2 separate regions of the Homo sapiens genome follow, and region 2 is linked to region 1. The links are chromatin contacts, found by POLR2A ChIA-PET in ENCODE. All regions are on one chromosome and are shown on one strand. Each heading gives the region's core, a stretch centred on a gene start or an enhancer-like site at or near the end of the contact. The rest is flanking DNA. Distances are from core to core; before and after follow the strand shown. Region 1 holds the start of EIF2S3 (eukaryotic translation initiation factor 2 subunit gamma). Region 2 overlaps APOO (apolipoprotein O).

The links. ChIA-PET counts read pairs that join two places held with the same protein, here RNA polymerase II (POLR2A).
Region 2: POLR2A ChIA-PET joins it to region 1 with 28 read pairs in PC-9. The contact joins the enhancer-like site here to the promoter of EIF2S3 in region 1. POLR2A ChIA-PET finds 5 or more read pairs at or near these places in 6 of 52 experiments (A549, A673, MCF 10A and 3 more).

What each region holds. Positions count from the first base shown.
Region 1 is chrX:24,050,364-24,056,851 of GRCh38, reverse strand. It overlaps EIF2S3 (eukaryotic translation initiation factor 2 subunit gamma), which reads right to left and starts at 1,896. Exons shown (of 12, transcript NM_001415.4): 1 at 1,815-1,896; 2 at 1,174-1,237. The coding sequence starts at 1,883. RefSeq lists enhancers at 1,638-1,707, 1,728-2,277 and a silencer at 2,338-2,547.
Region 2 is chrX:23,888,034-23,895,121 of GRCh38, reverse strand. The region is part of intron 1 of APOO (apolipoprotein O); the gene reads left to right. Among named protein-coding and RNA genes, the nearest start is that of APOO, 16 kb to the left of the region's middle. Within about 2 kb of position 5,346, at least 3 of the 41 ENCODE cell types and tissues checked have a DNase peak (open chromatin) inside an H3K27ac peak, as active enhancers do.

The sequences.
Region 1 (6,488 bases), core at 647-3,146:
GGTCTCCTGCTGCTGCCCAGGCTGGAATGCAATGCCCTGATCACAGCTCACTGCAACCTCAACCACCTGGGCTTGAGCAATCCTCCGACCTCGGCCTCCTTAGTAGCTGGGACTGCAGGCATGCACCACCACGCACAGCTAATTTTTTGTATTTTTTGTAGAGATGGGGTTTGGCCACGTTGCCCAGGTGGTCTCCAACTCCTGGGCTCAAGCAATCCACCTGCCTTGGCCTCCCAAAGGGCTGGGATTACAAGCATAAGCCACTGCACCCGGCCAGAACTTTATATATTAAGGAACCTTCCAGCATTTCCAGATTAAACAGGTATGATGGGCCCTGACACAACAAAAAGGGATCTGTGAACAAACAAGGAAACAACCTAAGTTTAATTGCAACTTGTTCCGTTGATCAAATTATTGGGTCAATATATGCACAGTAATTTGCTTTAACTGGTATAGTCTTAGCATAGGTTGTTCGGAGGTTAGGTTATGCTCCAAGGTCACCTCAACCAAAATTTTTAATGCAGGGGCAGTAGTTCAAGGCCTGTAGGCTTATTTGGGCTTTGTTTGCATTAATAAATTAAAGCTCCAGACTGTAATACTGTAACTTTAATAGCCTCATGGTGGAGTCTTACTTTTTAACTAGGTTAAAAACTAGTCTTACTTTTTAACTTACTTCTGTACTTTTTAACTTACTTTCGTACAAACTGTGCTGTTTGTACAAACTCAAAATGTCCAAAATTTACACTCAGTCAACGTAACTTCTCCTCTAAAGTTCTAGGTGCCAATTAAGAAAAAAAACCTTCTATTTAATCACAGCTTGTACATCAAATAAAACTTTCATAAATTCTGCCCTTGAAATAATCCTGTGTGTCAAGTACAGCCACATTTTTCACCTCTTCCTTAAACTTCTGCTACATATGACTACATACTGCCTTATGCTATTAAACTTTTCTTATGTCTCCATTTTTTCTTCTTACCGAGTCTGTAAGCTACATGTGGGCAGCATTCTTTGTGCTCCCCCTGCACCGCAAATGTAGCAGATGCTTTATTCACAAGGACTCAGTATCTATTTCTTGAATATCTGAATCCTCATACTATTCAAGTAATCACACAAAAAGTGAGGTTAAAATTAATTGTTGGAGACCAAGGTTAGGTCTCTTAAGTTACTCTTACCTATGTTAATTGTGGCTTGTCTGCTGATAACTTCGTGTGAAAGTGGCGTCAACTTGGTAACATCCTGCAATGAAATATATTTTAAAACACTGCACGTAAAACAAATGAGAACTTTTCCTTTGACTTTACGTTTGCTATCTACATCTTGCCACCATCTGCACAGCTTTCCACTACTTCTAAAGCTCCTTTTCCCTATCAGTAACTTTGTACTCCTATGGCTGGGAAGCTGTTAAGAGCCCTTCATCATTACACAACAGACTACACCTCCACTCAACTATTAGGGGATATCTGGAAGTCAGAGATCCCCCCAATCTTGGGAACATTAGCACTAAAAGTAATGCAGACAGGACACCCCCTTCCCAGACGTTCAGAGGCTGAAACCATGACAATCAACATCAAGACTTTCCAGCCGAACCCTCCAGAAGCTAGAAGTCCCACGACCGTACACGCCTGCGCCCAGATCGTGGACTGGCCTGGGTACAGGCGGCGCGAGCATGGCTTAGGGCGCCCAGTTCCAGGTCTCCCTCCTGACCCAGGCTCCTGACCCATGCTCCCGACACTGACTAGTCCCAATACCACCGGGAGGCTCGGTCACCTCCACTCCTGAGCTCACTCTGCATCCTCCCCAAGCAAAACCTCACCAAGGTGGTGAGATCCTGACGCGAAAGATGCGGCTGCCCTAGAGTCACTCCAGCTTCTCCGCCCGCCATGTTGCCAAAAGAGGAAGGAAATCACCCCGGCTGCCGCCTGATCATCTGCAGGGGTCCTAGTGCGGGGCGGGGAAGCGGAGACGGGAAGGCCGAGTAGGGGCTCAGGATGGCCGGTGCAGCAGCGGCCTCACTGCTTGGACATCTCTCCGCTTGAATCTGCACAGTGCCTGTCGGTAGGCTGAGTGGAAAACACGGTGCGAAGTTGCTGGAGCTATTCGTCGCAGACCTGGTAGATATTTGTGCAGGCAATACTGAGGGCAGCCACCAAACCCCCGCCCCGCCGGCCCGTGCGAGGCGGGTGATGCAACCCGGCGCGCGCGCTGGCCTGGGAGAGACCATTTCCGTTTCCTGTGGAGTTTCCCGAAACCTGGGAATCAGCTAGGGTGTGGGAACAGAGAAGAGGGAGTGTCCTCCCCGCCCTTTTTTTTTTTTTTTTTTGAATACCGATTTCTGTAATTTAATAAAGCGAGATCGGCTCGGGGTCGGCGCCCACCTATGACGGGGCTCTTGGCTGGGAGAAGGCCGCGTGCTGAGCCCCGGCGGGAGGTGGGGCGGGCGCCCCCGCGCGGAAGTTTGGTGAAGGGCTCAGAGGGGCAGGGCTAGCAAAATCAAAGTCCCCAGCTTGTTCCCAGAGAGCGATTTCTAGGGCCCGGGAGGTGGGCCTTGGTGACGTTAGATTGCGTTCCCAGTGAATATAGCTAGGTGTCGTAAGAGCGTCTGAAGTTCGCTGGTTTGTGTGTGTGTGTTTTGTTTTTTTTTTTCTTAAAGAAGCAGATCCAAAAAAACCTCGATTACCGATAAATCGGTATTTTAAAATTTAAAGAATTTTGAGACCTTAACCCACTTTTCGTCGTGTTGAAAAGCAGTTGAGTGATTTGTTTTTCTCCTTGCATTTCTATACAAATTTTATCATAAACAGCTATTTCCTTTTTTGTTTGCAATAAATTTATTTCCATAAAAACTTGTTAGACAGCTATTATGCAAAAGTATAGTAAAGAGAAGTGAAAAGATAATATGAAAGCCACAATGACGAATACTGAGAAGCCAAGCTCACTTTAGAATACTTGTAAGTAGTCATCAAGTTAGCTTATTTAGGAAATAAATATTATGAGGCCGGGCGCGGTGGCTCACGCCTGTAATCCCAGCACTTTGGGAGGCTGAGGCGGGTGGATCACGAGGTCAGGAATTCGAGACCAGCCTGGCCAATATGGTGAAACTCCGTCTCTACTAAAAATACAAAAAAAAAAAAAAATTAGCCGCCCGTGGTGGCGGGCGCCTGTAGTCCCAGCTACTCCGGAGGCTGAGGCAGGAGAATGGCGTGAACCCGGAAGGCGGAGCTTGCCGTGAGCTGAGATCGCGCCAACCGCACTCCAGCCTGGGTGACAGAGCGAGACTCCGTCTCAAAATATATATATATTATAAATGAAAAAAATGAGGGAAATTAGGGAAAATGAGGGGCAATATGAGAAGTGAAGAAAGGAATTCATTAAGGTGATAATTGCTACCTCTCTTTTTTTTCCCCCCGACTTTTAAGTTCAGGGGTGCATGCGCAGGATATGCAGGTTTGTTACATAGGTAAACTGTGTGCCATGGTGGTTTGCTGCGCAGATCATCCCATCACCTAGGTATTAAGCCCAGCATCCATTAGCTGTTCTTCCTGATGCTCTCTCTCCTCCCACCCCCAGCCGTCAGACAGCCCCCAGTGTGTGTTGTTCCCCCGCATGTGTCCATGTGTTCTCACCACTCAGCTCCCACTTATAAGTGGTAACATGCGGTATTTGGTTTTCTGCTCCTGCGTTACTTTGCTGAGAATAATGGCTTTCGGCTCCATCCATGTCCCTGCAAAGGATATGATGTTGTTCCTTTTTATGGCTGCATGGTATTCCATGGTGTGTATGTACCACATTTTGTTTATCCAGTCTATCATTGATGAGCATTTGGGTTGATTCCACGTCTTTGCTATTGTGAATAGTGCTGCAGTGAGCATATGTGTGCATGTATCTTTATAACAGAATGGTTTATATTTTAGAGGCTATATACCCAGTAATGAGATTGCTTGGTCTAATGGTATTTCGGCCTCTAGGGCTTTGAGGAATTGCCACTCTGTCTTCCACAATGGTTGAACTAATTTACACCCCCACAAATAGTGTAAGAGCGTTCCTTTTTCTCCACAACCTCGCCAGCATCTTTTGTTTTTTGACTTTTTAACAATCACCATTCTGACTAGTGTGAGGTGGTATCTCATGTGGTTTTGATTTGCATTTCTCGAATTATCAGTGATATTGAGCTTTTTTCCGTGTTTGTTGGCCGCATGTATGCCTTCTTTTGAGAAGTGTCTGTTCATGTCCTTTCCCCACTTTTTAATGGAGTTGTTTTTTATAAACAGCTATTTTAAACCAGAAAAAAAATGTAAGGAGAGGTGAATAAGAATTTAGGTTTTCTGGGCCGGGTGCGGTGGCTCACGTCTGTAATCCCAGCACTTTGGGAGGCCAAGGTGGGCTGATCACTTGAGATCAGGAGTTCGAGACCAGCCTGACCAAAATCCTGAGCTGGCAAAAACCCTCCTAAAAAATAGAAAAATTACCTGGGCGTGGTGGCACTACCTGTAATCCCAGCTACTCGGGAGGCTGAGGCAGAATTGCTTGAAACTGGGAGGGGGAGGTTGCAGTGAGCTGAGATTGAGACATTGCACTCTAGCCTGGACAACAGAGCCAGACTGTCTCAAAAAAAAAAAAATAGAATTTAGGTTATCTGTGTGTTCATTGAATACTTAAGTAAAATTTATATGAATACGTGTTTTATATCACATAAATTTTTGGTACAACAATTTAGCTAAAATAGGAAGTTATGTTTCAATAAATGCATGCATTAGTTAAGTGATGGTGAAAACTGGAGGTAATCACTTTAATCTTACATTCTTTTTTTTTTTTCTTTTTTTTGAGACAGAGTCGTGCTCTCTCGCTCAGGCTGGAGTGCAGTGGTACAATCTCAGCTCACTGCAACCTCTGCCTCCTGGATTCAAGCAATTCCCGTGCTTCAGCCTGCCAAGTAACTGGGATTACAGGTGTACGCCACCACGCCCAGCTAATTTTTTGGTATTTTTACTAGAGACAAGGTTTCACCTTGTTGGCCAGGTTGGTCTCAAACTCCTGACTTCAAAGTGATCTGCCTTCCAAAGTGCTGGGATTACAGGCCTGAGCCACCACGCCCCGCCTTAATCTTAGATTCTAAATATTTATACCAGCCAATTACAAAAACACACTGAGGTGATTAAAATGCCGGGGTATTATACAGTGGTGATGATTGCACATCTTTGTAAATATGCTAAAAACCAGTGAATTGTACAGTTTAATGTGGTGAATCTTAGGACATGTGAACTTTATCTAAATAAAAAAATCCGGCCGGGCTTGGTGGCTCACGCCTGTAATCCCAGCACTCTGGGAAGCCAAGGCAGGTGGATCATGAGGTTAGGAGTTTGAGACCCGCCTGGCCAACATAGTGAAACCTGTCTACTAAAAATACAAAAAAATTTCCCGGGCGTGGTACTGTGCGCCAGTAATCCCAGCTTCTCGGGAGGTTGAGGCAGGAGAATCTCATGAACCCGGAAGGTGGAGGATGCAGTAAACCCAGATCGTGCCATGGCACTCCAGCCCGGGATACAGTGCGAGACTCCGTCTCAAAAACAAAAACAAACAAAAAAAAACAACTCCAGCGAGATAGCGCCACTGCACTCCAGCCTGGCTGACAGAGTGAGACCCTGTCTCAGAGGAAAAAAAAAAAATACAGGCCAGGCATGGTGGCCTCGTGCCTATAATCCTAGTGTGTCCGGAATTGGTGGGTTCTTGGTCTCACTGACTTCAAGAATGAGGCCGTGGACCCTCGCGGTGAGTGCTACAGCTCTTAAGGTGGCGCATCTGGAGTTTGTTCCTTCTGATGTTTCGGATGTGTCTGGAGTTTCTTCCTTCTGGTGGGTTCGTGGTCTCGCTGGCTCAGGAGTGAAGCTGCAGACCCTCGCGGTGAGTGTTACAGCTCTTAAGGCAGCACGTCTGGAGTTGTTCGTTCCTCCCGGTGGGCTCATGGTCTCGCTGGCTTCAGGAGTGAAGCTGCAGATCTTCGCGGTGAGTGTTACAGCTCATAAAAGCAGCGTGGACCCAGAGTGAGCAGTAGCAACATTTATTGCAAAGAGTGAAAGAACAAAGCTTCCACAGTGTGGAAGCAGACCCAAGCAGGTTGCCAATGCTGGCTCGGGCAGCCTGCTTTTATTCTCTTATCTGGCCCCACCCACATCCTGCTGATTGGTAGAGCCGAGTGCATTTACAATCCCTGAGCTAGATACAAAGGTTCTCCATGTCCCCATCAGATTAGTTAGATACAGAATTTTGACACACAGGTTCTCCAAGGCCCCACCAGAGCAGCTAGATACAGAGTGTCGATTGGTGCACTCACAAACCTTGAGCTAAAGAGAGGGTGCTGATTGGTATGTTTACAAACCTTGAGCTAGATACAGAGTGCCGATTGGTGTATTTACAATCCCTGAGCTAGACATAAAGGTTCTCCAAGGCCCCACCAGAGCAGCTAGATACAGAGTGTCGACTGGTGCACTCA
Region 2 (7,088 bases), core at 4,097-6,596, 170 kb after region 1:
TGTCACCCAGGCTGGAATGCAGTGGTGCGATCTCGGCCCACTGCAGCCTTTTGCCTCCTGGGTTCGAGCGATTCTCCTGCCTCAGCCTCCTGAGTAGCTGGGGCTACAGGTGCCCACCAGCTAATTATTGTATTTTTAGTAGAGACAGGGTTTCACACTATGTTGGCCAGGCTTGTCTCGAACCCCTGACCTCAAGTGATCTGCCCGCCTCGGCCTCCCAAAGTGCTGGGATTACAGGCTCGAGCCACCGAATCCGGCCCATTCTCTATTCTTTACCACTCTTATTTAAAATATATCGAGACTGATTTTCTTTACTTTTTTTTTTTAAGCGGAGTTTCACTCTTGTTGCCTAAGCTGGAGTGCAGTGGCATGATCTCGGCTCACTGCAACCTCCGCCTCCAGGGTTCAAGCAATTCTCTTGCCTCAGCTTCCTGAGTAGCTGGGATTACAGGCGCACTCCACCATGCCTGGCTAATTTTTTCTATTTTTAGTAGAAACAGAGTTTCACCATGTTAGCCAGGCTGCTCTTGAACTCCTGACCTCAGGTGATCTAACCAACTTGGCTTTCCAAAGTGCTGGATTACAGGCGTGAGCCACGGCGCCTGGCCGAGACTGATTTTCTTTTAGGCTTAAAATGTGATCTGAAGGCATTTAGAAATGGAAGCCATATGATTACATATTAAAAGTAAATTTTGGTTGGGTGTGGTGGCTCATGTCTGTAATCCCAGCACTTTGGGAGGCCTGAGGTCAGGAGTTTGAGACCAGCCTGGCCAACGTGGCAAAACCCCGTCTCTACTAAAAATACAAAAATTAGCCAGGCGTGGTGGTGTGGGCCTGTAATCCCAGCTACTTGGGAGGCTGAGGTAGGAGAATCGCTTAAACCCGGGAGGCGGAGGTTCCAGTGAGCCGAGATCACACCACTGCACTCCAGCCTGGGTGACAGGGCGAGACTCTGTCTCAAAAAATAATAATAATAAAATAAATTTTAAAAAATAAATTTCACTTATGAAATTTATATAAATAGTTGTAGTAAATTCCGACTCCATATATGATTTATCAAGGTAACTGCTTTGAAAAGAAAACATCTATTTAAAAAAAATGTTGTAAGTAATACTGAAATACTTTTCCTTGTAAAAAGTCAAAATAGTACAGTTGGTCAGGTTGCTATTGTCCACCTCCCCCCAGCCCCCTTTCCAGAGAAAGCCTCTGTTCTGTTTGGTGTGTGGCCCTACATGTTAGAAAGGATTGCTGGCCGGGCATGGTGGCTCATGCCTATAATCCCAGCACTTTGGAAGGCCGAGGCAGGCAGATCACCTGAGATCAGGAGTTCGAGACCAGCCTGGCCAACATGGAGAAACCCCATCTCTACTGAAAATACAAAAAAAATTAGCTGGGCGTGGTGGCAGGCACCTATTATTCCAGCTACTCAGGAGGCTGAGGCTGGAGAATCACTTGAACCCAGGAGACGGAGATTGCAGTGAGCCGAGATTGTGGCACTGCACTCCAGCCTGGGTGGCAAGAGTGAAACTCTGTCTCAAAAAATAAAAAATATAAAAATAAAAGATTGCTGTATAAAATGTAGATACTGTCCTGAATGCTCCTTATGGAGGAGAGTATTCTGTATTCTTTTGACGTTTCAAGAATTGTGGACTCATTTCTCTTGATTTTTATTTTTATTTATTTATTTATTTATTTTTCAGACGGAGCCTTGCCCTGTCGCCCAGACTGGAGTGCAGTGGCGTGATGTCGGCTCACTGCAAGCTCCGCCTCCCAGGTTTTCTCCTGCCTCAGCCTCCTGAGTATCTGGGACTACAGGTTCCCACCACCACGCCTGGCTAATGTTTTGTTTTTTTTTTTTTTGTATTTTTAGTAGAGATGGGGTTTCACCATGTTAGCCAAGATGGTCTCGATCTCCTGACCTCGTGATCTGCCCGCTTCGGCCTCCCAAAGTGCTGGGATTACAGGCGTGAGCCACCGCGCCCGGCCTTTCTCTTGATTTTTCATTCAATTTACAACACGTTACTGAGGACAACAGTGTAGCCTGATTTTGACAAAATTTTTTTATTGTCTTCATCATTTTGTTGTATTCTGAGTTCTTTCACATAGTTCTTTTTTTTGTGTTGGTTACTTAGAATAAGAATAATCTCAAAAGTATTGTCAGTGTTCATAGTTTGTTTTTTTTTTTTGTAAAAAACCCATTTCAGATTTTTACCTCCTAAATAATTAGAATCAGATTAAAATAGTTTTGTTTCGAGTGAAAAATGCTGTCAGAATGGAAATTATTGCAGAAAAGGTTGACTGAGGCCAGGCGCGGTGGCTCACGCTTGTAATCCCAGCACTTTTTTTTTTTTTTTGTGACGGAGTCCCGCTCTGTCGCCCAGGTTGGAGTGCAGTGGCGCGATCTTGGCTCACTGCAAGCTCCACCTCCCAGGTTCACGCCATTCTCCTGCCTCTGCCTCCTGAGTAGCTGGGACTACAGGCGCCCGCCACCATGCCCTGCTAATTTTTTGTATTTTTAGTAGAGATGGGGTTTCACTGTGTTTCTAGGATGGTCTCGATTTCCTGACCTCGTGAACTGCCCACCTTGGCCAATTCCAGCAGTATGAGAGGCCAAGGCAGGTGGATCACCTGAGGTAAGGAGTTTGAGACCACCAGCCTAGCCAACATGGTGAAACCCTGTCTCTACTAAAATTCCAAAAAGTAGCTGGGCATGGTAGCGGGCGCCTGTAATGCCAGCTACTTGGGAGGCTGAGGCAGGAGAATCGCTTGAATCCGAGAGACGGCGGAGGTTGCAGTGAGTGGAGATCGCGCCACTGCACTCCAGGCTGGGCGACAGTGCGAGACTCCGTCTCAAAAAAAAAAAAAATAATTAGCTGGGTGTGGTGGTGGCTGCCTGTAATCCCAGCTACTTGAGAGGCTGAGGCAGGAGAATCGTTTGAACCCCAGGGGCACGGAGGTTGTCTTGAGCCGAGATTGCGCCACTTCACTCCAGCCTGGGTGAAAGAGCAAAACTCTGTCTCAAAAAAAAAAAAATTTATTTTCATTCTTTATCATTAAAGAGTTGCTTTTATGTTGTCCTTTGTGTGGCTTGTAGGATCATTAAATAAGGTAGAGAATCTCATAAAAACAGTTTTGGAGAAAGATAGTTGAAAGCATAATGTCATACATTTTAAATATATAAATGTAAACTATATATAGAAATACATAAAGTATTATATATACTTAAACTATATAAACTATATTTTTAAGTATATATAGTATGTATAAGTCTATAAGTATATATATACATATAGTTTATATACATATATATAAACTTGGTAGAAGGGTAAGATACTGTAAGTGTATATATACTTACATAGAGAGAGTTTAAATTATTTACATGGAAAATAGAAATAATATATTCCATCACTCCAAAAAAAAGGTCACCTTTGGATATAGCCTGTTTGAAGTAGCAGTTGAAAAGCCTGGTAACATGTCCCTCAGGGAGTTAGAAACACAGGAAACACACAAGCCTGAGGCTTAGGGAGAGGCCCAGGCTAGGGATACTGATTTGAGCATCAGTAGCATATGAGTGGGAGTTAAAGACTTAGATTTTGGCCAGGTGTGGTGGCTCACGCCTATAATCCCAGCACTTTGGGAGGCTGAGGCAGGTGGATCCCTTGAGCCCAGGAGTTTGAGACCAGCCTGGCCAACATGGCGAAACCCTGTCTCTACTAAAAACACAAAAATTAGCTGAGCGTGGTGGCGGGCGCCTGTAATCCCAGCTACTTGGGAGGCTAAAGCATGAGAATCCCTTGAACCCGGGAGGCGGAGATTGTAGTGAGCCGAGATCAGGCCACTGGACTCCAGTCTGGGTGACAGAGCGAGACTCTGTCTGAAAGAAAAAAAAAAGAAAGAATTAGATTTTAATGAAATTGCCCTGGAGTGAGAAGAGGAGAGAGTTAAAGACTACTCCATGACTCATCAACCTTGAAGAGCTATGCAGAGGAAGAGAAGGCCCAAAAGGGGAGGAGAGAGTACCTAGAAAGCCTCTAGAATGGGGATAGGGTAGAATCCTGTAAGCCAAAGAAAGGGGTTGAAGATGTAGAGTAGTCACCAGTTTCAGGGTGCAACCAAGATGCCAGATGTCCAGTGGGGTTTAGCAACTGGGAGGCTATTGGTGGTCTTGGGAAGAAAGGTTTTAGGTGCATTTAGTAGTAAAGGGAGGAGGAGATAAAATTGAGAAAGCAAACAGAATCTGCCTTTTTGACTTTGTGCTTAAATGCGGATGCTCCTCAGCTTGTGGTGGGGTTGCATTCTGATAAACCTATCATAAGTTGAAAATATCATTAAGTCAAAAATTAACACACCTAACCTACCAAACATCATAATTTAGCCTACCCTCCCTTAAATGTACTCAGAACACTTCCAGTAGCCCACAGTTGGGCAGAATCATCTAACACAAAGCCTATTTTATAATAAACTATTGAATGTTTCATGTACATTATTGAATACTGCACTGAAAGTGAAAAGCAGAATGGTTATATGGGTACTCAAAGTGCGGTTTCTACAGAATGCGTATCGCTTCTGCACCATGTAAGGTTGAACCATTTGTAAGTCTGAGACCATTTGTATAACATACATATAGGAAAGTAAACGGGGCATAAGTGAATTTTTACAAACTAAACATACTAGCACTCTAGAAGCTCTTCTCGTGGCCCTTCTAGTCACTACCCAGCTTGCTAAGGGTATCCACTATTCTGCCTTCTAACCATAGTCTACTTTTAAAATAAATTTGTCAATGGAAGTTGGTAGAAGGGTAAGGTAGTTGTTAGAGAGGGAATTAGGGGTGGAGGGTATTTGTTGTGTTTTGTTTAAGACGGGAGAGATTTTCTTGAATGTAAATAAATGTCATAATTTCTCTAGTGGGTGGCCAGTCACTCTGTTTCTTTTTATATTTAGGACAGTTTTCATTTTATACTTTCAAATGTTTTTAAAAGTATGTTTGAGTGCTTATACAAACTTAAGTTGAATAACTGTTCTCTAAGCATATGTTTGTGGAATGGTGGTTTTCAAAACTTTGCTTATCTTGGGAATAGATTCTTGGGCCCCTCTTAGATTCAGAGTCAGACACTCTGGGGGAAGCTGTTAGAATCTATGCTTTTAAAAAATTCCCCAGGTGGGCCAGGCGCGGTGGCTGACGCCTGTAATCCCAGCACTTTGGGAGGCCGAGGTGGGCGGATCACGAGGTCAGAAGATTGAGACCATCCTGGCTAACACAGTGAAACCCCGTCTCTACTAAAAATACAAAAAATTAGCCAGGCGTGGTGGCTGGTGCCTGTAGTCCCAGCTACCAGGAGGCTGAGGCAGGAGAATGGCATGAACCCAGGAGGCGGAGCTTGCAGTGAGCCAAGATCGCACCACTGCACTCCAGCCTGGGCGACAGAGCGAGGCTCTGTCTTAAAAAAAAAAAAAAAAAAAAAAAACAACTCCCCAGGTGATTCTGAAACCTCTTGTGTACACAGGCCTGCAAAAGCCTTCTATCATGAAGCTGGCATATATTATAAATGGAAGTCTAATAAGATAATAGTTCTGTAATTGTGGGAGAAAAGAGTCACCCTTTTTTTAAATGGGAGAGAGTATTCACTAGATTCTCTATAAAGTTGAAAAAGAAAGCAAGTTGTTAGGTATTTGAGCCCCACCATTCATGAGAGTCTGAATAATTCTGAGGGTGACTTATTTAGCTTAAGGTTTTTATTTGTCTTTAAGGCAGTTTTACTGGAACATAATCACAACATGATCCCAGAGCTATGGAATTCTGGGCAGTCAGTGTACTTTTATTTGCAAAGCAAGAACAGTTTAGCCTTCTGGACACCCATTATGATTTGTTTGTTTACGACCTTACCAGATTCATGTCTTGGTAAACTGTGTCTAAGAATCTACCTTTAAAGCTGAGGGAGCTGACTGATAAACTCAATCTTTTTATTTTATTTTATTTTTTGAGGCAGAGTCTTGCTCAGTCACTCAGGCTGGAATGCAGTGACGCGATTATAGCTCACTGCATCCTTGACCTCCTGGGCTCAAGTAATCCTCCCACCTCAGCCTCCCAAGTAGCTGAGACCATAGGCATGCCCCAAACACCTGGCTAATTTTTTTTTTTTTTTTTGTAGAGATGGAGTCTTGTTATGTTGCCCAGGCTGGTCTTAAACTTCTGGCCTCAAGTGATCCTCCCACTTCAGCCTCCTAATAAACTCAATCTTATGCCTGAATCTTTTTTTTTTTTTTTTTTTTTTGAGATGAAATCTCACTCTGTTGCCCAAGCTGGAGTGCAGAGGTATAATTTTGGCTCACTGCAACCTCCACCTTCCAGGTTCAAACGATTCTCTTGCCTCAGCCTCCCGAGTAGCTGGGACTACAGGCACATGCCACCATGCCTGGCTAATTTTTGTATTTTAGTAGAGATGGAGTTTCAGTGTGTTGGCCAGGCTGGTCTTGAACTCCTGACCTTGTGATCCACCTGCCTCGGCCTCCCAAAGTGGTGGGATTATAGGCGTGAGCCACTGTGCTGGGCCCTGAATCTTTTTTTGAATGTTAATTTATTTTTTAAATTGTGGCCTGAGTCTTTGATTAAATTCATAAGCTTCCTGGAAGCTCTATAAGAGCAGGGACCTTGTCTGCTTATGTGTTTTATCTGTTTAGTACCATGTCTGACATGATGTGGGTGTGCAGTAAATATTTGTTTTTGAAATAAAACCCTGGTTGACCTCTTCTAATTGTTATATATAACCTTGCTTGCCTGACCAGATTTGTTTTGCCAACATCAGTCCTTCGCAAGCTTCAGTGGAGACAGAGTAAGAACCAAATGTCTTTAAGATGATGACAGCCTACCCCTTTACACTTCTTGTTAGGGCCTCATCTAACCCAACACCAATACTGGTTGCTCTGTTTCCATTGACAAGCCCCTTGCGGGCTGTGCGAAACAAAAGTTTTGAGACATAGAGAGTCTAAGGTCCAAGATAGAGTGTACCTTGATACTTTGCTGGGGAGTAGGATCAGACCAGAAAGAAAGAAGAGTTAGCCACAAGAGTGAGAAAACTCAATGACACTCC